Linked DNA regions of Mus musculus: all the other regions are linked to region 2. A link is a loop called in an ENCODE intact Hi-C map of the cell type or tissue named here. Cell type or tissue: gastrocnemius. All regions are shown on one strand.

The links. A loop is a pair of places that touch in the nucleus more often than their neighbours do. Peaks named below come from ENCODE experiments on the same cell type or tissue, not always from the same donor. Only the 100,000 strongest peaks of a DNase experiment are listed, where the experiment ranks them.
Region 1: a loop joins it to region 2, with 4 times the contacts of the local background. A loop is called at or near these places in 22 of 42 quality-filtered maps.
Region 3: a loop joins it to region 2, with 17 times the contacts of the local background. A loop is called at or near these places in 20 of 42 quality-filtered maps.

The regions. Positions count from the first base shown.
Region 1 is chr4:58,415,094-58,423,093 of GRCm38, reverse strand. No RefSeq gene overlaps it. Among named protein-coding and RNA genes, the nearest start is that of Mir3095, 22 kb to the left of the region's middle. In gastrocnemius, a CTCF peak has its summit at 3,681; a DNase peak (open chromatin) is centred at 5,590; H3K27ac peaks cover 276 bases.
Region 2 is chr4:58,745,850-58,753,849 of GRCm38, reverse strand. No RefSeq gene overlaps it. Among named protein-coding and RNA genes, the nearest start is that of Olfr267, 36 kb to the left of the region's middle. In gastrocnemius, a CTCF peak has its summit at 4,130 (motif pointing right); a DNase peak (open chromatin) is centred at 4,702; H3K4me3 peaks cover 666 bases; H3K27ac peaks cover 1,813 bases.
Region 3 is chr4:58,262,401-58,270,400 of GRCm38, reverse strand. It overlaps the pseudogene Gm30907. Among named protein-coding and RNA genes, the nearest start is that of Musk, 20 kb to the left of the region's middle. In gastrocnemius, a CTCF peak has its summit at 3,898 (motif pointing left); a DNase peak (open chromatin) is centred at 3,899.

The DNA.
Region 1 (8,000 bases), 330 kb after region 2:
TTTTTTAAATTTTAATTTGAAGCAACTTATTTATGAATGTATGGATTTTTTTTTTTAGGTTCTGTGAATGGTAGAATATGCCCTTATTCAACCTTTCCCCCCTTATTTGTTTGGTTTAAGCATCAGCACTTCTGAGGCTCCTTCTCGTTGGCTTGCCCACTTTTAATTTCTCGTTCCTTGGGGAACTTGTGTTACAAACAGAAGAAACTTGTTTCCTTTTTCCTGTCACCCCGCAAGGCTTTGCATGCTATGGTTACTTGGTTGACTCTTTGTTTCTCTTTATTACGCATGTGTGACTCCCTTTCTTCCTTCTAATTTGACATCTTGAAATTATTTGTCCAGTTACTTTGAAGTTTTGTGTATTTAAAGAGATGGCTTTCAGAAACATTTCAACATCTGTCCATGTAAATCTATGTGTTTTTCCTGTCTCAAATTTGGTAATTTTGCTACCAATTCACCAATTGACTTTCTTTCCACCCCCCCTTCCCCACTGTTCTTCATTCATTAAAATAATTTGCCTATTTATTCCCTGATCCTTATTTCCCAGTTTAATTTCACATGGAAATCTTTGCTCACATATGCCAGGGAGCTCCGAGATAACTTCACTGCCAGTTGGTGACGTTGGTACAGTGTTCCTTTTAAAATCTCAAATCTCATCTTCCCTTTCAGTTGTCTCTTTAGAAAGGAATTTTTTTTTTTTTGGTTCCCCTAAATGATTTACCCCTACCAGCCCATGAAGTTATACTTTGTGACAATTTGAATGTGCGACACATGTTTCATCTTTCCTCTTTCATGGATGTTTTCCACTGAGTGTATAGTTTTGAACAATAATTTTTTTTAAAGAAACCTTATGATATGCCTCGAGCTGGGTGGTGGTGGCGCACACCTTTAATCCCAGCACTTGGGAGGCAGAGGCAGGTGGATTTCTGAGTTCAAGGCCAGCCTGGTCTACAAAGTGAGTTCCAGGACAGCCAGGGCTACACAGAGAAACCCTGTCTGGAAAAACCAAAAAAGGGACATGCCTCGATCATCTTCAGCCTAGGTATTTATGCGTTGATAAAAAAGGGTAATCAGGACCATTGGCATATCAACTTTATTCTGGACTTCAGAAATCATGACTCTCTCTATTGGTATCCATCCTCCCAGGCAGTCACATGGTTAGGGAGAGCTATTTGCATTTTTGTTAGGCTGGGCATGTTGATTGTGTCTTAGAATTCCTGCTGTCTATTGAGAAAAGCAGAATGACGTATCCCATTTTGACAGTGCATTGTTTCCTTGGGAGAGAGTCTAAGTTTCTGCATTATGTATTCTATTTCACTAGGAATGTTAAAGCTTAAAATATTCTTTCTAGTTAGTTTTATTTGATGTCCCCATTTTTCTTTCTGTAATTCTTTGAGACGTTATACAATGTATTTTGATCCTACTCTCTTCTAGCCCCGGACTTCTCCCAGATCCCTTACTCTCTTCCCTACCCAACCAACTTTATGTCCTTGCTTTTTGCTTGCTTGTTGTTTTAAAAACTCATCAGTTCTCATTTGTGTTGCTCTTATAGTCTTGGGTGTGTGGTCATCCCCAGGAGCATGGTTAAGTATCGGCTAGAACCAGGCTTTTAAAGAAAACTGACTCTCCCCCTTCCAGCATCTATTAACCGCTGATAACTTCTCAGCTAGGAGTGGAATTTCATGCCCACTTCCCCATACTTGGATGAGATTTTGGCTAGAGCATACCTGATCAAGGTACAGAGAATACATGGCTATCTGGTGGTTTGAATGAGAATGGCTCTAACAGGCTTGTGTGTTTGAATGCTTGCTCCCCAGTTAGTGGAACTGTTTAGGAGGACTGGGAGGAGGTGTGGCCTTATTAGAGTAGGTGTGACCTTGCTGGAGAAGGGTTGTCACTAGGCTAGGCTTTGAGGTTTCAGAAACTCACACCGTGCCCAATCTACTCCCTTCCTGCCTGCAACTTGCAGATTCGATGTGAGCTCTCAGCTACTGTCCCAGCGCCATGTCTGCATGCCCGCCTCCCACCTCTCTACCACAGTGGTCATGAACTAATTCTCTGAGACTGTAAGCAAGCCCTCAATTAAATGCTTTCTTTTAAATGTTGGCTCAGTCATGGTGTTTCATCATAGCAATAGAATAGCAACAAGGGCACCATCTTTAAGAACACCTTAAAAGGTGTTAAAATACATTAAAATTTGATGTTATTATAACTAATTTTCTTTAAACAATTTCTGCTGAGGACTCAGTGAGTCCTTTTGATGCAAACCTCTGTGAGCTCAAAGAAATGTACTACTTGCATTTCTTAAATTACACTGAATATATATATATATTATCTCTCCAAAGCATTGTGCTCCATTTCAGCCTCAGTGAGATGAGTCAAGCCAACCATTACCGGATTTCACCACCAACCTGGAAGGTCTGCAGCCCTCTTTTAACCCACAGAGAAGCTTTCAGCCCAATTCTTCAAGTTTGGCTACTCTCACATCACCTCTGGATCATTTCTTTGATTTCTTTTGCACCTTCAGACAAAATAAGCCCCCTTAGTCCCTCTAAGATCCAAGAGATATAATGTTGTCTCTTCCTTTTCATGGTCTGCTGAAGCTGGAGGAGGCAGCCAGACTCATACTCAGAGGTGCCTTAAGGAACCATGTTTACATTTTTTTCCCTATGTGGCTCTCTAAGCATTTCACCACAGGACTTCTAGAAATATATCTCTTCGATCATTCCTGTCTTCTTTATCTTTTAAATTTGGTAATTGTGATAGTGTTACATTCTTGGAACATTCTTGGGTACACACAGAACTTTGGCTACAAAATTTCATCCTTAAAAGGTTTTTCAGCCAATGAGAGTTGAGTTTGCCCTGCCTTGGCTAGTTTAAGGTTCCCACCTGCCTTTGTTGGAAAAAGTTAGTTGTATCTCCCTTCCCCCTTGGTACCCATACATGGACTTGTAGTTTATCAGACTGTGGATATATTAGTACTGGCAAATTACCATCAGAAGTTTTGGGCATCACTGTTCATAGCCTAACAGGAAAGGAGCGGTGAAGTCAGCATGCACCACAGAAATGGATAAGGAAAATCGAGATCACAGATAGAGAGACACTTGGTCTCTCACAGATGATGAGAAGCTTGGATGGGTCTCTCAGTAGAACTTCCTGCGAATGAAGTGATGGCTGACTTTTCTGTGCCTTCTACCAACATGGGAAGGGATTGATCTCAGGCTAATCTATGATCTGTTATAATATTAATCTGACTTCTTTATATGTTGTACAGGCACATGGTCCAAGAAGCTACTGAGTAAAAACTGAAGGTTCAAAGACTTCTCTCCAGGATTTGGTTGGCTCAAGAGACCCTTCAAGTCTATGAGGGAAGAAGAAGAGAGTTAAGGAATATAAAAAAAAAAAGAGTCCATATGAAAAGCTTTGCTGGGTTCAGTATGTACTGCCCCGATGAAATGATGGACTTGATAATGGGGCAGGACCAAAGGAAAACATTTATGCTTCAGAAGTGCAAGATACTGGTGGACTTTTCCAAGGCTATTCATGCTGGTGGGTAATATTGAAAGTGCTTACTGCCCGAGGGAGGCTTTGCCCACCCCGTGCTCACCTGCCCTGCTGTGGCAGGAGTATGAGATAGAGGCTCCTTTGTGGTTTAGGTTGAGGAGAAGGGGGACATCTAGTGGTAATTGCAACCAGAAGGTCCCTAGGAACACAACTTAGTGCCCCAAATCAGACCTCCTGACGTGACAGCCAGTCAAACATTAAATCGCTTATCAGGAATTTGTCCATCCCTCAGCCTTAAGTTTAGGAAAGAGGTTGCCCACTTTGAAGTTCCCCGGAAACAGAGTCACAAAGGCAGTGACAGATAGCTCCTATAGAAGACAGCAGGAAGGAAGACTGTATATGAGTTTCTAGGTTCTCTGCTTGTCTAAGAGTCTCTCTCTCTCTCTCCCTCTCTCTCTCTCTCTCTCTCTCTCTCTCTCTCTCTCTCTCTCTCTCTCTCTCTCTTTCGCTCTCTCTCTGTGTGCTTGTGTATCTGTGTATGTGTGTGTGTATTTGTGTATGGTGGCTAGAGGAACAGGGAAACTTAACAACAACAACCCTTATTAATCTATGTAAAACATTCACCATTTCACCTAAGAGAAGACTTTTTTCCTAATTTGCTTTGGGAGGATGGGAGGCAGGGATCCATAGGAAGTTAGTTCATGGTAACTCATGAGGAAGGCTTTGAACCAGGTACTGTTTGCTGTTGTTGTTGCTGAAGACCAGTGTTTGGTTCTCAGCTCCCACATGTTGGCTCACAACCACCTGTAACCCCAGGTCCAGAGGATCCAGTGAGCCTCATGGGCTTCTGTACATACATTACACACATATATATTAGTGAGGGCGTACATGCATGCACATGGATAAAAATAATAATAAAAAATAAATTTAAAAATAAGGAGGATTTGTTGATGAAATATTTTAAGGTCTTCAGCAAAGGATTGTGTATAATATATAGCTTCTTGTTTAATTGAGAAAAAAAAAAAAGGTTAGAAACACATTTCTGGCATATAGGTACAAGAAACAGAAGTCTTTTCAGTGAATCTGCACCAGAAGAACACTGGTCTCCATGGAGTTTAGAGATCTGGAGCCAGAGAAGGAGATTCTTTTATCTTCAGCCTGGTTTGGCGAAGAGGCCATGGCTGCCTGGAAGGGGTCACTATCCCCCCTGAGATTGTCCAGTAAGGCTTTTGTTTGTTTGATTGTTTTTTTCTTCACTGCTTGGTTTGGGTTCAATGATTGCTGGGAAAACAGTCTTCATTGATTTCAAGCTTTGATGTGCAGATATTGTTTTGTATGAGATAGTTACCATTTTCATAGTAAAGCTGCAATTTTTTAATGAAATATATTAAGAAATGGAAAGTAATTGACTAACCAGTGCCAAGTGGTCAGCCCTGAAATCATATAACACAAGTAATACTAAATAAACTCAATAGGCTTCATTTGTATATTTATGCAATATATATGGAACAATAACAATTAAAGAAAAAGAGGCCAAGAATTTGAGATGAAGTTAGGAACACATGGAGAGGGCTGGACAAAGGAAAGATAAAGGGAGAATGATGTAATTATATATGTTTTAAAAACTTTAAAGATATGAAAAGTAGGAAAAATTAAAATCTATCTCACTTACATAACAATCACTTTGGGCAAGCATTTTGTATAAATATAAATAGTATATAAGTAATCTTGCCTTTATAGCTTTCATAGAATGTTATCGGATAAGCATGTCCCCAAGAGAGCTTTGTCCTGACCACAGTCATCCCTCTGAGTGTCCCTGTAGCATCACAAAGCTTGCCACTTGTCTATAAAACACAAAGAAATTAGATGCAAAATTCTCCATCACCATGTGTAAGCGTGGACAACAGAGGTTGTCCAAATCTTACCAGTATGACTGTTCCTTGTCCATGCTCAAGGTTGGACAACTCTAAACAGCTCCAGCAAACCTTTTCCCGAGTGTGAGAATTGGCTACCAAAATTGCCTTTCTCTGGACTTAAACCAGACTTCCCCTGCCTGTTCCTTTGGGTTTGGCAGTGAGGGTGGAATGTGAGTGAGTCTTTTAACGCTGGCATCTTCCCAAGACCACGTCTTTCAGATTTCTCCTCTCACTGACAAATCCTGGCCTACAATCAGTTTTATAAGATGTAATTTTCTGGAAACTGAACCTCTGGTAGGCTAATTCTCAAACCTTTGCTCATGGCACAGAAACACTTGCACAAAAGCATTGAGAAGTTAATGAGTTTTCACTTGTAAGCATTTTCAAGGTGTTCCTAATTCAAAAGAGTCGATCTCTGTGACTAGCCAAGGTTAAAGTTAGTTAGACAATCAGATGTTTCTTCCCATGATTTCATGTCTGTAAATAAAAGTTGTGTAAAATATATGTACTTGAAAACATAGAAGATAAAATTGTTTGGGTTAGAGAGTTTACTCCTTAAAGAAAAAGGCTCAAGCTTCCATTTATCTGAGAGAAATGTTGCATGATAGGCAGGGTAGTTCTCTGTCTCTTTGTCTCTCTCTGTTTCTGTATCTCTCTGTCTCTGCCACTGTCTCTCTATCTGTGTCTGTCTCTGTCTGTCTCTATCTCTCTGTCTCTCTGTCTCTGTCTCTCTCTCTCTGTGCACACATGCGCCTCTGTGTGTGATGCATACCCACCTGTGTGCCTTGAAACAGAGTCTCTCATTGAACTTTGAACTTGCCTATAAGTCAGCAAGCCTAGGCGATCCCTCTCTTCTCCAGCAGACATTGTGCTGAGGATCCAAACTCAGGGGCTAAGAGCCATGCAAGCTCTCCCCTGAGCTGTATTTCCAGTCTCAGTTTTTCCCTTTTAAAGAACTAGCTCAGTGTGCAAGATTCAGTTCACTGCCTGGAGTTTGAGATAAGCTCGATAGGAACTACAGAAGACCAAGGTGCCAGCATTGCCGTCTTTCTTTTCTTGGAGGATGTGGAATGGAAACATGTGAGAGGACAGGGGAGAAGCCACAGCTGATATGCCAGCTGTCCTTGACACAAGCTAAAGTCATCTGAGAGAATGGAACCTCAACTCAGAAAACGCCTTCCTAAGACTAGCCAGTAGGCAAGCAAGCCTGTAGGACATTTTCTTAATTAGTGATTGATTGCAGGGAGCCAGCCCATTTTGGGTGGGGATATATACCTGAGCTGTGGTCCTGGGTTTTATTAGAAACACACTGAGCAAGTCATGGTGAGCAAGACAGTAAGTAGCATCATTCCATGGCCTCTGCATCAGCTCCTGCCTTTGGGTTTTTACTGAGTTTGAGTTCCTGTTTTGCTGTCTCTCAGTGAGCTGTATGTGATTCAGGACATGGAAACAAATAAACCCTTTCCTCCCCAACTGCTTTTGGTCATGGTGTTTCATCACAGCAAGAGTAGCCACTAAAAGATAAGCAAAGCTATTGCTACACTAAACTGAAAACATCTATCTCAATTTCATATAACAGTGAGCATTCACATCAGGTCAAAGGAGTGAAGCTTGACTCAGGTCAACTCACTGGAGAGGATCTGGTCCAGGTCTATCTCTTTCTTTTTATGGGATAAACTCAGACCCATTCTTTTCATAACTATGTTGTCAGTTTGTCTAACGGGGCTTGGAGCTGGTTTATTATCATATCTGCTCCTGAGTTGTTATGAAGCAGTAAGGCACCAGCCAGCTGCGAAGTGAAGGTGTGCTGAAGTATACTTTGATTATAGTGAGGCCCCAGCACAACGTAAATGCAAGGGCTGGGAAGATGGCGCATCACTTAAGAGCTAGTACTGCTTATGCAGAGGGTCTGAGCATGGATCCCAACACCCATGTTGGTCAGCTCACAGCCACTTGTAACTCTATCTCCAGGTGCTCTGATGACCTCTTCTGGCCTCTTCTGGCATTTGCACCCACCTGCACACACAGAACCAATCCCACACAGATATACACAATTAAAGATAGAAATTTAAAGATAGAAATTTTAAAAAATGTAAATGCAGAAAGCTGTGAATAGCTGTGGTCACAATCTATCACACCGGGGATAAAGGGATGGCTTATCAGAAGAGCCAGGGAACTAAATCCTAGGAGGATGAGAAAACTTACAAACAAACACAACAAAACACGCTGGGGTTTAGAACAGCATTCCATCAGCAGGAGGAGCAGGTACCAGGAAGGAAAGGATACATGGGTCAGCGTGTTGTGTTGTGGGGAAATGAAGGACCTAAGCAGAGAGCAGGGTATATGGGAGGAAGCCTGGAGGTGACAGTGTAGGGACAGGTTGAAGCCAGATCACAAAGGGTCTTGTGCACAAACAGAAGCTCTTCTGTTTAAATAACCGTATAGACATGGAGATCCATATGAGACTCCCAGACTTGCCTTTGACAAAAGGCCACTGTGGGAGGAGTATGTGATGGAAGTTGTCAAGTCTGGCAAGGTCTGAAGGCAATTAGTTCAGAGGGTAGAAGGGGCTGGAGAAGA
Region 2 (8,000 bases):
AGAGGCTCTTATACCTATGGTTGGAAGGCAGGAAAACAAAACAAAACAAAAACAACAACCAAACCAAACCAAACCAAACAGAAAACAAAACTCAAAAGATTAAGGTGAAGAAAGAGGGAGGAAATGATCTAAATCAAAATAAGTCTGCAAAGACAATGTTGAAAAAAAATGCGTTTCTGATAGTGTGGGATGAAGGTTTCAATCCTGAGTCCCAAGTTTCAAGATTCTAGGTTTCATGGTCCTTTGACTTTGTAGAAATGACCTATCTACTTACTAAGAGGCCAACAGCCCCTCATTGCCTGAAGACCCTAAATGGTGTTTTCTCCCCAAATCACCTTGTCTACTCACCAAGATCTGCCCTTTCTAACTTGCTGATCACAAAGCTAATGGTTATGATTGTTCTTGGTGGTGTGCTGGGGTTGGATGACAAGGAAAGAACATGGCCTCTGTTAGCATTTTGTCTAGGCTCCGCCCCACATTACCTGCCAACAGTCAGGTGTGCCTGACTCATTGTAAAAGGGGCAGCTTGGCTCTTCTTCTGTCTTTCTGGCCTTCTTGCTCTGTTCTCTCGCCCCTTTTCCCTTTCTTCCCATTCCCTTCCCCTCTCTCTTCATGTTCTCACGGCCAGCTTCTACTTCTCTATTCTCTCTCTGCCTTTCTCTGTCTCTACTACCCTCTCAACTTCCCTCCCCATGCTCTGAATAAACCCTATTCTATACTGTACTGTCGTGTGGATGGTCCATCAGGGGGAAGGGATGGCTCAGCTTGGGCCTGCAGAGGCAACCCCTTCCCCTACATCTGACTGCTCATCCATCAAACATCTCTCTCTCTCTCTCTTTAATAAAACACAACAGCCTCAAAGAATCTTTGTTTCTTAACTAAAAGATGAAATAAAAGGAGGAGGACATGATGACGACTACTAAAGTATGGAGACAGTTTCTACTGTAGATATGAGGGAGAAAGCAGGCAGGGGGAGAGTCAAGGCGGGACACAGTCAGCTGACCAAGAGATGCTGCCTGGGCCAGGAGGCCAAGAGAATTGTAGCCAAAATGGCTGAGTTACATTATATAGTGTTCAGGCTTGGGGTGGGAAGTGGAAGCCCAGCCCTTAGGAGAAAGGCTTTCAGGTAGCAGCATGCACTTTTATATGTTAAATATGTACTTTACTTAGTAAATTGTCCTGGGTTTCTTTGAGTCCTAACAGTTCCCACATTCCAGCAGAAATCTGCCAGTGGGTGGGTTGTGAAGTTAAAGGGTGAAGGAGGGCTTGAAGGACCCTCTCTTAGGAATAGGATAGTTATAAATAAAATAAAGTGTTTCACATACAAGTGTTTCATCTTTTCTCATAACCTGATGTTTCCCTAACTGAATAAATATGCAACTGCATCTTTTTTGTTACTTGTTTTATTTTTTGAGACAAGGGCTTGTGGTGTAACCTCAAGTTGGCCTTGAATTTCTGATCTTCCTGCTTCAGCCTCTCCAATTCTGGAATGATAGACATGTGCCATGATGCCAGACCACCATCTAGAATAAATTTAAGATGTTGTATCTCAGAAAGTGGCTCACGCTACCCCATCTGACACTGAGTCTGTGTTAAGGTTGTTTTCCATGCCTCTGGAGCAAGCCCACTTGCCCAATAGTTGAGCTGTAATGCTTACTTACTCAGTGTTTCCATGTTTGGGTGACAGCTTTGTTCTTTCTGTCTAGAATCTCTCCACATGTTTACTCCAGTGGAACAAAAACAAAGTGTTAATTCTTGTTGCTTTTGCTAAAGCCAGCCCTGAAAGCACAACAGCTTCAAGAAGTCTTACTTATTCAAAACATGCAAGCGTTTGTTTGGTTTTCTTTTGCTTGTTTTCTTGAGACAGGGTCTCATACTGCTTTGTAGGTCAGACTAGCTTTAAACTCAAAGCGATCCCCTTGCCTTAACCTCTGAGTGGCAGGGATTTTTTTTTTTTAATATAAAACCATTGTGTTGGCTTGAGAACTGTTGAATGCCTTTCAGTGCTGTCCTGTATAGTCTTACTATAGGGAACACATACACATATAAGTAAAAGTTAATTTTATTAAGGTAAAATATTATTGCTCTTCTCCTCTCAATTTTAGAAAATGAAATATCGTATACGACAATCAAGTGTGGCTGGTTTTTGAAAAAATATCAGTACATACAAGGAGTCATCAAAATTTTTATTTGAGATAGGGTCTCACTGTGCAAGTTAGTTCTTGAACTCATCATTCTCCTCCCTCAGCCTTTCCAGTGCTGAGAATATAGGTGACATCATATAGTGACATCATGCTTGGCTTGAACTTTTGAGGATACCAAGATAGGAAAAGAAGTATAAACAATCAGTTACATAGTGGACATCAGCAGAATTAAGTCTTAGCAATAGATGAATTGGGTATAACTAGTATCCAGTGGGTTATGGCACTAATTTATAGCCAGTGCAAAATATGAGCATTTTCTTCATTTTATCATAGCCAGGTTTCTCTTCTGATATAACTGAGGTTCTAGTGATCTCTCATGTAAGAGTCACGGTGAAATTCAGGGAAACTGAGGACCAGTCTAAGAATTCTCCAGACTGGGGCAGTGAGTTTGAGAAAAGAAGAAAAGATGTTGTCTTAGTCAGGGTTTCTATTCCTGGACAAAACATCATGACCAAGAAGCAAGTTGGGGAGGAAAGGGTTACACTTCCACACTGCTGTTCATCACTGAAAGAAGTCAGGACTAGAACTCAAGCAGGTCAGGGAGCAGGAGCTGATGCAGAGGCCATGAAGGGATGTTCTTTACTGGCTTGCCTCCCCTGGCTTGCTCAGCCTGCTCTCTTATAGAACCCAAGACTACCAGCCCAGAGATGGTCCCACCCATAAGGTGACCTCCCTCCTTGATCACTAATTGAGAAAATGCCTTACAGCTGGATCTCATGGAGGCATTTCCCCAACTGAAGCTCCTTTCTCTGTGATAACTCCAGCCTGTGTCAAGTTGACACAAAACTAGCCAGTACAGATGTATACACAGATTCTTGGTGAAACAAGAAGAGAACAAAGACGTAAGAGCAGAAATGCATGACAGAGACTCCCTCCATCTTGGGTCCAGCTAGGGAAACTCTTTAAGCCTGGCAGGATGTTGTTAAGTGGTCCTTTGGCTTTGCTGAGTACCTGCATTTCTGTAGTACTGGAGAGCACTTCTCAGTGGTCAGAGCAAAGAAGACAAAGTCCGGACCCCAGCATAAAATTCAGGAGGAAAGAAGCACCATGAAATGCCTAGAACACCAAAGAGCATGGAAGACTGTGGCCAGTGGGTGGTCAACTCTGATGACGGGAGCTCTCCTTTGAGAAAATTTACAAAATGATTGGCTCAGGAAAATTTTGCAAGTTAATATTTCCTGAACTCTTGGAAAATCCTCCCCTCCTCTCTCTTTTTAAAAAGCAGCTATGTTCCAGAGGTGTTAGGTGCTCATTTCCTGACTGGAGATGGAGCTCAGCTGTAGATTGCTTGCTTAGCATAAACAAGGCTCTGAGTTTAGTTCCCAATGTTGCATAAAAAGACCCAGCACTCTTGAGGGGGAGTCAGGGAGATCTCAGATTCAAGGTCACCTTTACCCAATGCTGAGTTTCAGACCAGCTGGGTTACAGAATGTGAAGAAACGTGAATTTCCTTCTCCTTACTCTCTTATGTCCCCTTATCTTCTCCCCTTAGAAATGTGTATTTGTTTTTTGGAGTGTCTTACTAGTCATTCATATGCCTTCATATTACTTCTCATTTGAATCTGATCATCTACCCTATGGGAAGTTTATTATAAATTAAATATAAAGTTTTATATAAGTCAATTGACACAAAAATAAATGTTCCTATAATTTAAAAGAGTAAATAGGTGCTGGGGAGATGGGCTTATCATTAAGAGCACTTGCTGTTCTTATAGAAGGTCATCTACAATCAACTGAATCAACTAGAAGTAACTACAGTACCGGGGGGCTCTGACACCTATTTCTATCTATCCTCCTTGGGCATCTGATAACACATATCAGAGAGAGAGAGAGAGACAGACAGAGACAGAGACAGACAGAGAGAGACAGAGAGAAACAGAGAGATCAATTATTTTGGTGGGGTTCATGCTAATTTTTATATTCACACTAGGGGGCACTGTGTAGTTATTAAGGCCCTTAGTGTGTTTGCTGTTTTATACTAATGTTGAATTCGAAACTCCTTTATGTCAGTATTTTACTTTCTGTGATAACAGTAGGATATGAAAATGTGTGTTTTTTTCTTCTATAACAGAAAACCAAACCAAACCTAACCAGAATTAAAACAGTGCCTGCTGTTAGGAGAAATGTACATTTGCAAGAGTATGGATTTCTCTTGGCTGTTTTTTTTTCTTTTTTGGTTATAAATTCACATTAGTTGATACAGCCAATATACAAACCACAGTTGTAGCAACCGGAGGAAGAAACAGGATATGACCCCTTCTGTAAGATGCTCATAATATCCCCAAGGAGGCTGGTTAAAATTCCATCTCTCTGCAGCTTAGTCAGAACCCGCTCTTCCGCTCCTGTTTTGGAATGGTTAGAGCCGAGGCTGAAAAGTTACAGAACAACAGCTTCGTGGCTAGATGTCACGTGTTTCTTCATAGAACAAGTTCTCCGGGATCGCCTTGTGACCTGCCCCAGTGCTGCTCAGCCCTTGACCGCAGTCTTGCTGGGGCCCAATCTCTGTTGGGCTGAGGAGGATTCGGGTTCCAAGTCTCCTGCTGTCCAGCTTTGTCATCAAATCAGCCACAAGGCTTTGTCCAGGATCACGGCATACCATAGAAAATGTAAACTATGAATTAGGGAGATTTGAGTTCTCCTATAGACAAATTTAACCTAGCATTGAAACTGCTTTCAAGATTATTTAAGCTATACCTCAAAATATTCTTAAACTTAATTTTATTTGTATACACACTTCATTCAATTATGTTACTTAATATTTTAGAAATGATGTGTCCTCGTTAATTTTCATGTATAATATTTATTAAAAACACATATTGTCTATAGGCTTGCTGCTTATATGGTTGTTATTTGTGACCTTGACCCAAGGTCCGTTCGCTCTGCACTGAAGACCAGATTTACCAGGGGCTTGCACCTGACTGCAGAGTTTGCAAATCCTGGGGCTGTCTTGGGCAAAGCATTTGATTCTCCCAGCTCCGTCCTGATGAGAGTAATAATACCTTCAACATGGTCACTTCACACAGATTAAATGCACGAAAGTGACAAAGTTGGCAAAGTATCTAAAGGACTGTTCTGTGCTCCCATTGCGTCTAATTTCATACCATCAACACACGAGAGCTGCAATAAAAGTTGTGTAGTTAAATGTTCTAAGATCACCCTGAGGCGGAAACACATTTCTTGCATAATGGTGTCAACAGAAAAGTGTATTTACTATTCAGAATGCAAAATAAATTCAAATGATTTTCAATAAATGTTGCATGCTAGAATGTTTTTTTTTTAACTTAAACAATAAGTAGTGTTGGGATTTGAACTTAGGACCACGTGTGTGCTCAGCATGTACTCTACCACTGACCTGGATACCAGGTTCCCAGAAGAGCATTTTGATTCATTTTGTGAATGGTTTGAACAAAAGGAATAAACCAAATAACAGAAGTATGACCTATATTTTCTCAGTGCTTCAAATGCATGTTGCTTAACAAACCACTTTGTGAAGTCCAGTCATTTTCGAGGACTATAGGGAGGTTCCTCAGAAGAGTAAAGAAATAATTGCTGTAACCCAGCAACCCTACTTCTGCGCCTATTTCCAAAGGATTTGAAATCAGTTTGTTGAAGAGATGCCTGATCACCCAAATTAACTATAACACCACACACAACAGCCCAGCCATGGATCCAACCCAAGCGTCATTATGGTTTATATAACAGGATACTCTTTTGCCATCAAAAAGTAGAGAAGTCTTTATTCATCCATAAAGAGAGAAATTATGTCATTTGTTAGAAAATGGATGAATCTGGAGATCAACATATTAAGCAAAGTTGAAGCCAAACTCAGAGAGACAAATATTGCTTGTTTTCTCTTACTTTTTTGGAACATACACACACACACACACACACACACACACACACACACACACACACACACACATTTACTTGTTTTTATTGTGTGAGGGGGTGTTCATATGTCATAGTATTCACATGGGTGGTCAGAGGACAACTTGTGGGACTAAACTCTCTCCTTCCACTGTGTAGATCCTTGGGATAGAATTCAGGTCGCCAGGCTAGGCAGCGAGTGCCTCCGCCTGCTGAACCATCTCAGCAGACCTGGATCCTAGACGTTATGTAGTGTTTATAGTCTCACTGCACTCCCTGTTCAATCTCTTTGCTTCATGCTTTCACTTGAAGATGTAAGATCTCTGCTTCCTCCTCCTGCTGCCATGTTTCCCCACCGCGATGGGCTCTGTTTATCCCACCCTCACCCAGCCCCGATGTCTCTGGCCTGGGTTACTAACTCACTAACCTACGGGTTGACTTAACAGTTGTAACTTAACACTATCAGGGGTGGTTTCTTCTGAGTGTGGGCTGCTGTTCTCTTTCTAATAAATACAGAAGCTAATGTTTTTTCCATGCTAAGCAGACAAAGATCCCCTTTGAGACGTGTAGTCTGAACACCAAACACAGGACCCATTATCTCTGAAACAGTAAGGGCCACATTCAGTCTCTAGAAATGGCTGGGGATCCACTCACATTCAGAAGCATAGAATTTTCACGCATCCATAACGTGATGCCAAACTGAGTTTTGACTGGTGACGCGTGCACCTTATGCTGCGATGCGTACAGGGTTGCACACTGATGGCCGCGCACGGCGCAGAAGCCCACTTCAGACTGCCCGCCAGGAATTCAGTATTGTTTACAAACAAACAGAACCCAAGGACTTCACATTAAAACAGAAGGGGTTCCCAGACATACTGAACGTTGTGTGTGCTTGTGAAGAAATAAGATTATACTTCTTATATATTCTGGATATACTGTTGCATTCAGAATCAGAGATTAAAAACAGACAAAAGAAAACAAAACAAAATTGGGGATTGCCCTGAACTGGTTTATGCACAAGGAGGTGTGGAGCTGAAGATCTGAGCTTATGCATAAGTGGTAGATATGAAGTTAGGGTTCCCCAGACAGACAGACAAAGGAGTAAGCTGATCTCTTAGAAGGACAATATCCAAGCAAGGGTACAATTTTAGGCAAATTTGTAGCTTCTGCTGTATCCCACAGAGGAATGGTAGAGATCACCTCCTAGAGGGGAAGGTATCCAAGGTCCAGGCAAGAGGCTGGGCTTTGAAGATTTGGTCATGGGCAAGATCTCCCCAGGGTTTTCAAACCTTCAGATAGTTTAAGTCATGTGCAGGTGGTAGCGTGGCTCTCGCGACTGAGCATAGGCTTCTAAAGACACAGAAGGAGAAAAGGCTGAGGCTGGGTATGGTGGGTACCAAAAAGTAGCAGCAGGGATCCAGGTCCAGAACAAAAATGATTTGCTACAGGGATTACTGGTTAATTCTGATAAATCCTTGTTCAAACTTTCTCCCTCCCTCCCTCTCTCCCTCCCTCTCTCCCTCCTTCCCTCCCTCCCTCCCTCCCTCCCTCCCTCCCTCCCTCCCTCCCTCCCTCCCTCCCTCTTTTCCATCAGGCTAGGAATACACTAGAAGGTTCAAGTGATCTCTTCCCTCAGTCTCCAGACCATCCAGGACTCCAGATGCTCTAACTGCATCTGGCTCCATTTTCTTTTGCAAAGAACTGCTGGACACTGATCCAGAGCAGATACACACTCACCAGGGAACCTAGGAAACCATTCTTAATGTAAACACATGAGGGCACACTTCGGTCTTGGGGGTCCTTAGGACTTAGCTCTTCCACCAAGGTCTCTGTGTACACACTGGGTTTTGGTAGAGTAGGAAGAAAACAACTTTGCAGCTCAGGGATTTGACTGTTTCCAGTCTGTCGGGTCGAGACACTCTGCTCTTC
Region 3 (8,000 bases), 480 kb after region 2:
ATAAGTAAACAAAAATCTAAAGTTTCTAATGCAGAAATTCACCACTGCTATAGTGTGTTGTGTGTGTGTGTGTGTGTGTGTGTGTGTGTGCACAGACATGTAGTTTTGCTCCTAAGTCTCCAGGCCCTTCACCCTTCCACTTTCAGGACCTGCTATGGCATCAAGACCCTGTCTATCATTAATGATGCTGCAGCTTCCAGATTCTACTTTCCATGTAACTAAAGCATATCGCATGATCACATGACCAGGATGAGCCAATGAGATTCTTCATGCAAAAACAAAGCAAAATGTTGCTTTAGGGTTCATTCATCATGGCGCATGGCAGCAGCAGCAGAGTCTGAAGGATCAGCCATGGTGACAGGAAGTCACAGGGTCCAGCAGCTCCTGGGCTGAACTTGAAAAAGTGCCTCCCAGCCATGACCTTGTTTTTCACTCAGATTTCTAGTTTACGTATTTAGGCTTGTGGTTGATTTCTAGAGCTTCACACTCTTCTAGAAAATTCCTCATAGCATACATTAGATAGAGCTGGTGTTGGTTGTTGACAGTGAGAATGACAGGCAACAAAAGGGGCGTTTTGGGGGGGTTGTTTTGATTTGAGCTCTACCTGATGCTGTACTTTGTACTGTCCCACAAACAGAGTTTTCATAGGCATAAAAAGTTGTTACCATAACTCCTCACGGCCCAGCACTGGGTTCTCCCAATGTGAAGTTCAAGTGATTGGCATTTAGCTACCAAGTATCATTATTTTATAACACCATGTATTGTGCCCACTCATTGGTCCCAGGTGATCTCCCAACAGCCTCCTGGGCATCAACCATGTTTTGCATTTTTAACTGAGACTTCACAGAAATCTTAAGCTCCACCATTGAGTTTGGTCTCATCATGGCTTACATGCTGGGCCTTGCACTACATCTCACAGCTGAGCCAACTTTAAAATGTGACCTATTTTATGGTGCAGTACAAGCCAAGGCCTCTGAGTCCTTAATATGGGGTGGGTGGGTTGGTTGGTTGGTCTAACATTGAATGTAAGTCAATTGTAGCTTGCACACGTGGGTGTCACGTGGCCTTAGCCAGACCCTGTCAGGGCTCAAAGAGGGTCATGTTTGATTTATGTGTTCTTGATAGCACCTAGCTTTTTATTTGGATTTAGAGATAGCTTTAAACACATCAATCAAATGAGCTGTTTTAAAATCTTTCTTCTCAGCTGTCCCTGGTGCCAGATTGTCTAACAAATAGAGGCATAGACAGATGTAATTTGTGGCTGGTGGAGACAATTCTGTGTCATGCAGCAGGCCAGCTGATGGCACAATCCACAGCCTAGTCCATGCCTGACTCACAGGCAGTAAGTAGACTTCTAACTCATACCCAGATGGACGTTTAACTCCCCCACACATCAAGTAATGAAGGTTTGCCGCAGAAGATTGATGTAAACATTTGTTTGAAACTTGACAGTTGAACTTGGCATTGTATGATAACACACTTTTGCATATCACACTGTTCTTACTGGATTAAAAACTGATGTCTATGGTAACTTGCAAAACAGAACTTGGGCAAAATAATAAGCAGGATATGTGATATCTCATGTATGTACCAGAGACACATAAACAGACACTCCAGTCCCAAACACTTCAATAGGATTACAGTGTTTCTCTCATGATAGCAGGGTGAGAGAATAACCAGGATTTGTGTGCAAATAAAGCTCAGACATAAACATCAGGAATGAGATAGCCCTGGTTTCTAACAGAATTTAAGGATAAATATTTGTTACAGGGCTTATAACTGGCTACTCACTACAGTGCACAAAAAGCTTATTTAAAGTAACTTTTTAAAAAAGAAAATGGAGAAAGACTGTTTTAACAGGAAGAACAGAGGGTAGGAAAACTATAGAGTGACAGGAAATCTCTTTCTCAGAGCTCAGAAAGCAGCAAATACTGACCCTCACTATGGAAATGAGGTTTCTTCGGGTTGTTGCACTTTGGGATATGAAGCACAATGAAGAGCTACTTCTGTGACAAGGAGCCTGGCACTGACCAACTACTAGTGACTAGAGGAATGCCTTATTTCCAATGTTCTTTAGTTTCATCTTGACAAGGAAGTTAAACCCAAAGCACTCATAGCCCCCAGTCTTCCTGGCAGGTCCTGTAGGGTGCCTGTGTGCTTGATTGGCAGGGTCTAGTACAGCCTGAGGGCTCGGTCCTATCCAGATGTGTCAAAGTTTTATTAGGAACACCTGGGTCCCTAGGACACCCTACTGGGTTACCAGGAAATTTGGGTAGGAATGGGTTGGTAACCTTCATACTTTACAAAATCAGCGCTGCTGATAAAAGAAGTGAAACTTTGAAAGGCTGGAGTCCTGCACCTGTCCTGGTCGCTATTAGCTAGCTGCATGGGAACAGCCAAGAGAGCTGTCAGGAGGCCTGTAGACCTAAGCCAGCTGTGCCCCATGGGGATTTAGAGCACAGCTGTGCACGTGCCTAAATTCCATTTCTCAGGTGGCGTAAGTAAATGTCTCTGAAATATGCAGCATGACCTGTGGGTACCACTCTCTGTCTCTCTGCGTATGTAGTGCAGCAGGCGTCAGAACCTTCTTAGGGAGCCTGAAGTGAGGACCAAGGTCTTAGGTGAGGTCAGGGTCCAGTTGTTTACTGGGATTCCAGTATTCGCATGAGCCCATGAATGTGGTACGAGGACGGTAGAAAGTGGGCTGGGGATGGTTGACAAGTTTGTTTTGCCAGGAAGGAGGTGGTGTAAGGGGACATGCTTAGCTCTGTGACTGCTCTACCAACCTCCTTTATCCCAGAGGGACACTCGGATCCAGAGGACACAAGCTAAATGGGACATCAATTGACCTGATTCACCTTTAAAAACTAAAATTAGAAAACTAAGTGTTCTAATGATAATTATTGTTATCAATGGCATGAACAGGGCCTCATTTATAGGCGGAGATAGTAGAAATATTTGTTTGCAACAGGGCCTTACTACACAGCCCTGGCTGACCTGAACTTCTCATGGAGACCAGGCTGCCCTGGAACTCACAGAGATCTAACTGCCTCTGCCTCTTGAGTGCTGGGATTAAAGGTGAGCCCCGCCATGCCTGGCCTACTTAGAGAGTCAATACTGTTAGGCCAACCAACCAACCAACCCCGTATTCAGGACTCTGTAATACACAGATCTGCAGATTTCCATCTTTATTTTTACTATTATGAATTAGTCACCTTAGGTACACATTGTGATGCTTGGTGCCCAAGTTATGGTGTTATTTTTAATCTATACCCCATAAAGTCGTAATACATGGGGTTATAGGCCTGAGAGACTTTTGGAAAAGGTGGGGAACATGAAGAAAACCCTCTAAGTTGATGAAAAGATTGAAAATTTCAATCACTCTCAAACGTACAAGTTTCCAGGTCCTTTTCTGTAATCATTTTGAAATAATTCCTTAAGTTTTCAGAGCATATCCTATAAATATGAAATATGTTCCTCACAACTAGGGAATTACCAGAAGGAGTTCAGGAAGTGCTATTTATGAATATAAGATATTAGAAGCAACCTACGTTTCCTGTTAACATGTCATTTCTTGGCTAAATTATGATATATTTATACAGACCTAGTAAGTCACGTTGCTGAGGAAGATGTAATTACACGGTGATCTGTTGATAATAGAGTGTTTTTTTTGAAAACCTAATAAGCTTCTCTGGGTTCTCTTCTCATCAAATGCATTTACATGAAAATTGGCAATATAAACATGTTGCTATTGGTTTCTTATCAAATTATACTTCATTTCCTCAATTTTTACCACCCATATTTGGAATGAAAATAGCCAACTGTTAATCATTTTAAATGTATTATTTCTGAATTTTATGCGGCCAACTAGGGTTCCTTCAGGTTGGCGGCGCCATCTGCTGATCAACTCGTACACGTAGAGTACAGAGGAAGCCAGTATGTATCAAAACCAAACGAAAAGGATTGAGAAGAAAAGTGGGGAAGAAGCAGGAATCCTGTGGAAGGCTGACATAATTTAACCCTTGCATGGGTACCACTAACGCCCCTCAGCACAGTTGAGCATAAGCTTCATTGTTTATCTTTTTGCTGGGCCTTGTTACTGGACCATCTTTAATTCACAGTTCATGGATGCTGTCAAAGACAGAATAGGAGCTACAGTCAGGAGTGCAGGTGAGAGAGCAAACTGTAATGACCAGTAGGTCCGAGGCCCAGGGTAAAGAAAAAGAGCCAAATAAAAGATGTGCGTGTGGGAAGGGGCGCGTCAGACTGGCTCAGATGTAAGGTCACGAATGGGGAGAATTCTTCAGCACAGGAAACTAGAACAGAAGATCCTGATGGGTGTTTTCTGTAGGCTGGAGCATCCGACACAAACAAGTGTGCCAATAGCTTATAGGGAGTAATGAGAGGTGTTATTTCTGCTTACTTATTATAGATCACCTATATTTTTTGTTCACAGAGATATAATAAATGATTTGTCCAACACTTTCTCAATTCCCAGGGACACTATGTTTACAATAATTCTCAAACCTGTCCACCTTGCTAAGGAGGGCAGATCCACTAATGTATTAGTACTAATGCACAATAAACTTGTCAGTAGTCAATAGCGCCTTGTGGTGGTTTGAATGAGGATGCCCTTAGGCTTCGTATATTTGCATGTTTGGTTCCCATCTAGGCTGTTTGGGAAGACTTGGGAAGTGTGGCCTTGTTGGAGGGGTTGTGGGCTTGAAGAAGGTGTGTCACTAGGGGTGGGTTTTGAGGTTTCAAAAACCTACACCAGGCCTAGTGTTGCTCTTTTTGCCTCCTGCCTGCAGATCAGGATGTAAGCTCTCAGTTACTGCTCCAGCACCGTGCCTTCCTCCCTGCCACCATGCTCCCTGCCAATTAAATGCCTCCTTTTATACGTAGTCACAGTCATGGGTTTCTCTTCACGGAAACAGAACAGTGGCTAAACTTCATCTTAGCAACTCTGACATCCATTCTACAGCTTTACAAAGGCCCCAGGTCACAGGTGTTATAATTGCCCCTACATAACACAGGCATACTTATGTATTTGCAGTCTCCTGTCCCCTTGCTAGCTCCACATGGTAGTAAGCAGTGATTTTGTACCTCACCAGTATGATCCCTTCTGTGTGCAGATGCCCTCTGATGCCTCCAGCCATCTATTACGGAAGACTACTTTTTTAGAATTCTCAGCTGTATGTCCATTCACTTTATAGAAAAGATAGGTGTGAGCCTGTATTAGGAGTAGATCGTGGACTGGTCTCTGTTGGTAGGGTGCTTGCCTAGTATGCACAAAGATTTGGATTCGATCCACACCACAGCATCAAGCTAGGATTGATGGTGACAGACTCACAATCTCAGCACTCAGGGATATGCTCAGCCTTGACAGAGAGGTACAGATAGACAGACAGACACAGACAGACAGAGAGTAGGCTTGTACAAACCCATGCATGTGCGCGTGTGCACACACACACACACACACACACCACACACACAGGCCTGGTCTGTTTCTGTGACCTGTAAGCAGAATTTACTATGAAGCATCCTGGTTGACTCTATGGAGTTGTTCTCTTTAAAAAAAATATATAATGCTGGGGCTGGACAGATGACTCAGGGGTTAAGAGCAGTGGCTGCTCTCCCGTAATCCGTACCACCCAGCTCACAACCATCTGTCACCTCAGTGCCAAGGGATCCATTGCCCTGTTATGGACGTCTCGACATCAGGCACTCACATGGTGCAGAGCCATATATATATAGCTGAAACATACATGCACGTAAAATAAATGATAAATAAATAAATAAACAAACAAATAAAGCGTACAGGTGAGGTTGAGCCTTGACATGCTAATCCAGGGCCTGACACCTAAGCTAGGCCAGGAGGGATGAAGCAGCAGGATGTGATCATCTTCATGTGGAATTTCCTCACACACGTGCCTCCACACCGGGGCAGTCTGATGATTGTAAAGCAACTGGACAGCACACGTAGATTGGGAGTCATATGAAATGCATGACGTGAAGAATCTGGTGGCTGTTTCTTGGGCAGGAGGAGTATAAGGCTTGGCTTGATTGACCATAAAAGTTCTACTTGTTAAGAACAAGTTGGGCCATGGTAACTGAGCAGAGCTAGAACATAAAACTTGTTTTGGAGTACAAGAAGATCTTAGAGACACAGTGTGTCCTTAAACCTAGGCTACTCAGCCTCTGAGAATGTCGATGTAATTGTAAACATGTCTAACTCCATTTCTAGCAAGTGCTGATCATAAGGAGACTTATGTCAAAACTGGTACTGCCTTCATGGTCATTTCTGTTACATGTTCAACACTGTCCAAGAATATTTGTGGAAATAAACAATTAGATTAGTCCCATTTTATGAAAGTCAGCATACACTCACAATGACATTTAAGTTTAGATAAACAGTCTATATTTTTAATTATTGATGAAGTCAAATAGGTTTTTCAGTAATAGTTGAAAACATATTAAAATGCATCCTGTACAAAGAAGTTCAGGAGAATTTGGAGAACCAAAGGAAGTTGTAGTAGTAAAAATTGAGGCCTCCCAATATATGTCCTACAGATAAACATCGGAACGAAAACAAATGAGCTACATAAATCTCAAAACAACTTCCATATGTGAACTTCATATTTTCCATACACTTAGAAAAAAAGTGAAGAAAAAGTACTCCTGAACTATCTCACAGTAATGAGGAAAATGCTTCGGAAAGAATGCTAAGTCTTGAATCTGAAAAGCCCCTCAAGTGCTTGAGCTTTTGGTCCCCAGCTGGTGGCACTGCTTTGAGAAGTTGTGGATCCTTTGAGGCACAGACTGACTGCAGTGGGCCTCATTTCTTTGTCTTTTTTTTTAAATACATTTTTATTAGATATTTTCTTCATTTACATTTCAAATGCCATCCCCAAAGTCCCTATACCCTCCCCCTGCCATGCTCCCCAACCCACCCACTCCCTCTTCCTGGCCCTGGCATTCCCCTGTACTGGGGCATATGATCTTCGCAAGACCTCTCCTCCCATTGATGGCCGACTAGGCCATCCTCTGCTACATATGCAACTAGAGACACAGTTCTAGGAGGTACTGATTAGTTCATATTGTTGATCCTCCTATAGGGTTGCCGATCCCTTTAGCTCCTTGGTTACTTTCTCTAGCTCCTTCTTTAGGAAGAGAGCTATAGGTGTTCCATCCTATAGATGACTGTGAGCATCCACTTCTGTATTTGCCAGGCACTGGCATAGCCTCACCAGAGACAGCTATATCAGGGGCCTGTCAGCAAAATCTTGCTGGCATATGCAATAGTGTCTGGGTTTGGTGGTTGTATATGGGATGGATCCCCAGGTGGGGCAGTCTCTGGATGGTCCTTTCTTCTGTCTCAGCTCTGAACTTTGCCTTTGTAACTCCTTCCATGGGTATTGTGTTCCCCATTCTAAGAAGGAATGAAGTATCCACATTTTGGTCTTCATTGTTCTTGAGTTTTATGTGTTTTGTAAATTGTATCTTGGGTAGTCTAAGTTTCTGGGCTACTATCCTTTGAGGCACAGACTGACTGCAGTGAGACTCATTTCTAATCCACACTTTGGCTCTTAGCCTACCAGGATGTGAACACATAGAACAAACAGTTCCCATTGCCATCAAGTCCACGGTGCCTTCTTCCCCACTGTGATGGACTAAGCCTACTGTGCCTGAAGAATGGATCCTGCCTCTGGCAGCTACTCACAGTGGCAGATACAGGGAGCAAAACAGTCTGGGAAAGAGTTGAGACTGGGAAGGAGTCAGCAGGTTCGTCGGTGGACTGCAAAGGACTCCCAACCAAAGAAAATGACCTTAGGTGTGAAATACTGGAAAGAAGTGTTGCCCTTACGAAGGACTTAGTAATGGGCACTGGATGAGATGAGTCAATCGTGAGAGCCCATCTTTCAGAGAGCTAAAGGATAAAGAGATGGAAAATACACTCTAGTTGGAAATTCCCTGAAAATGGGAAAAAGAGGCAAAGC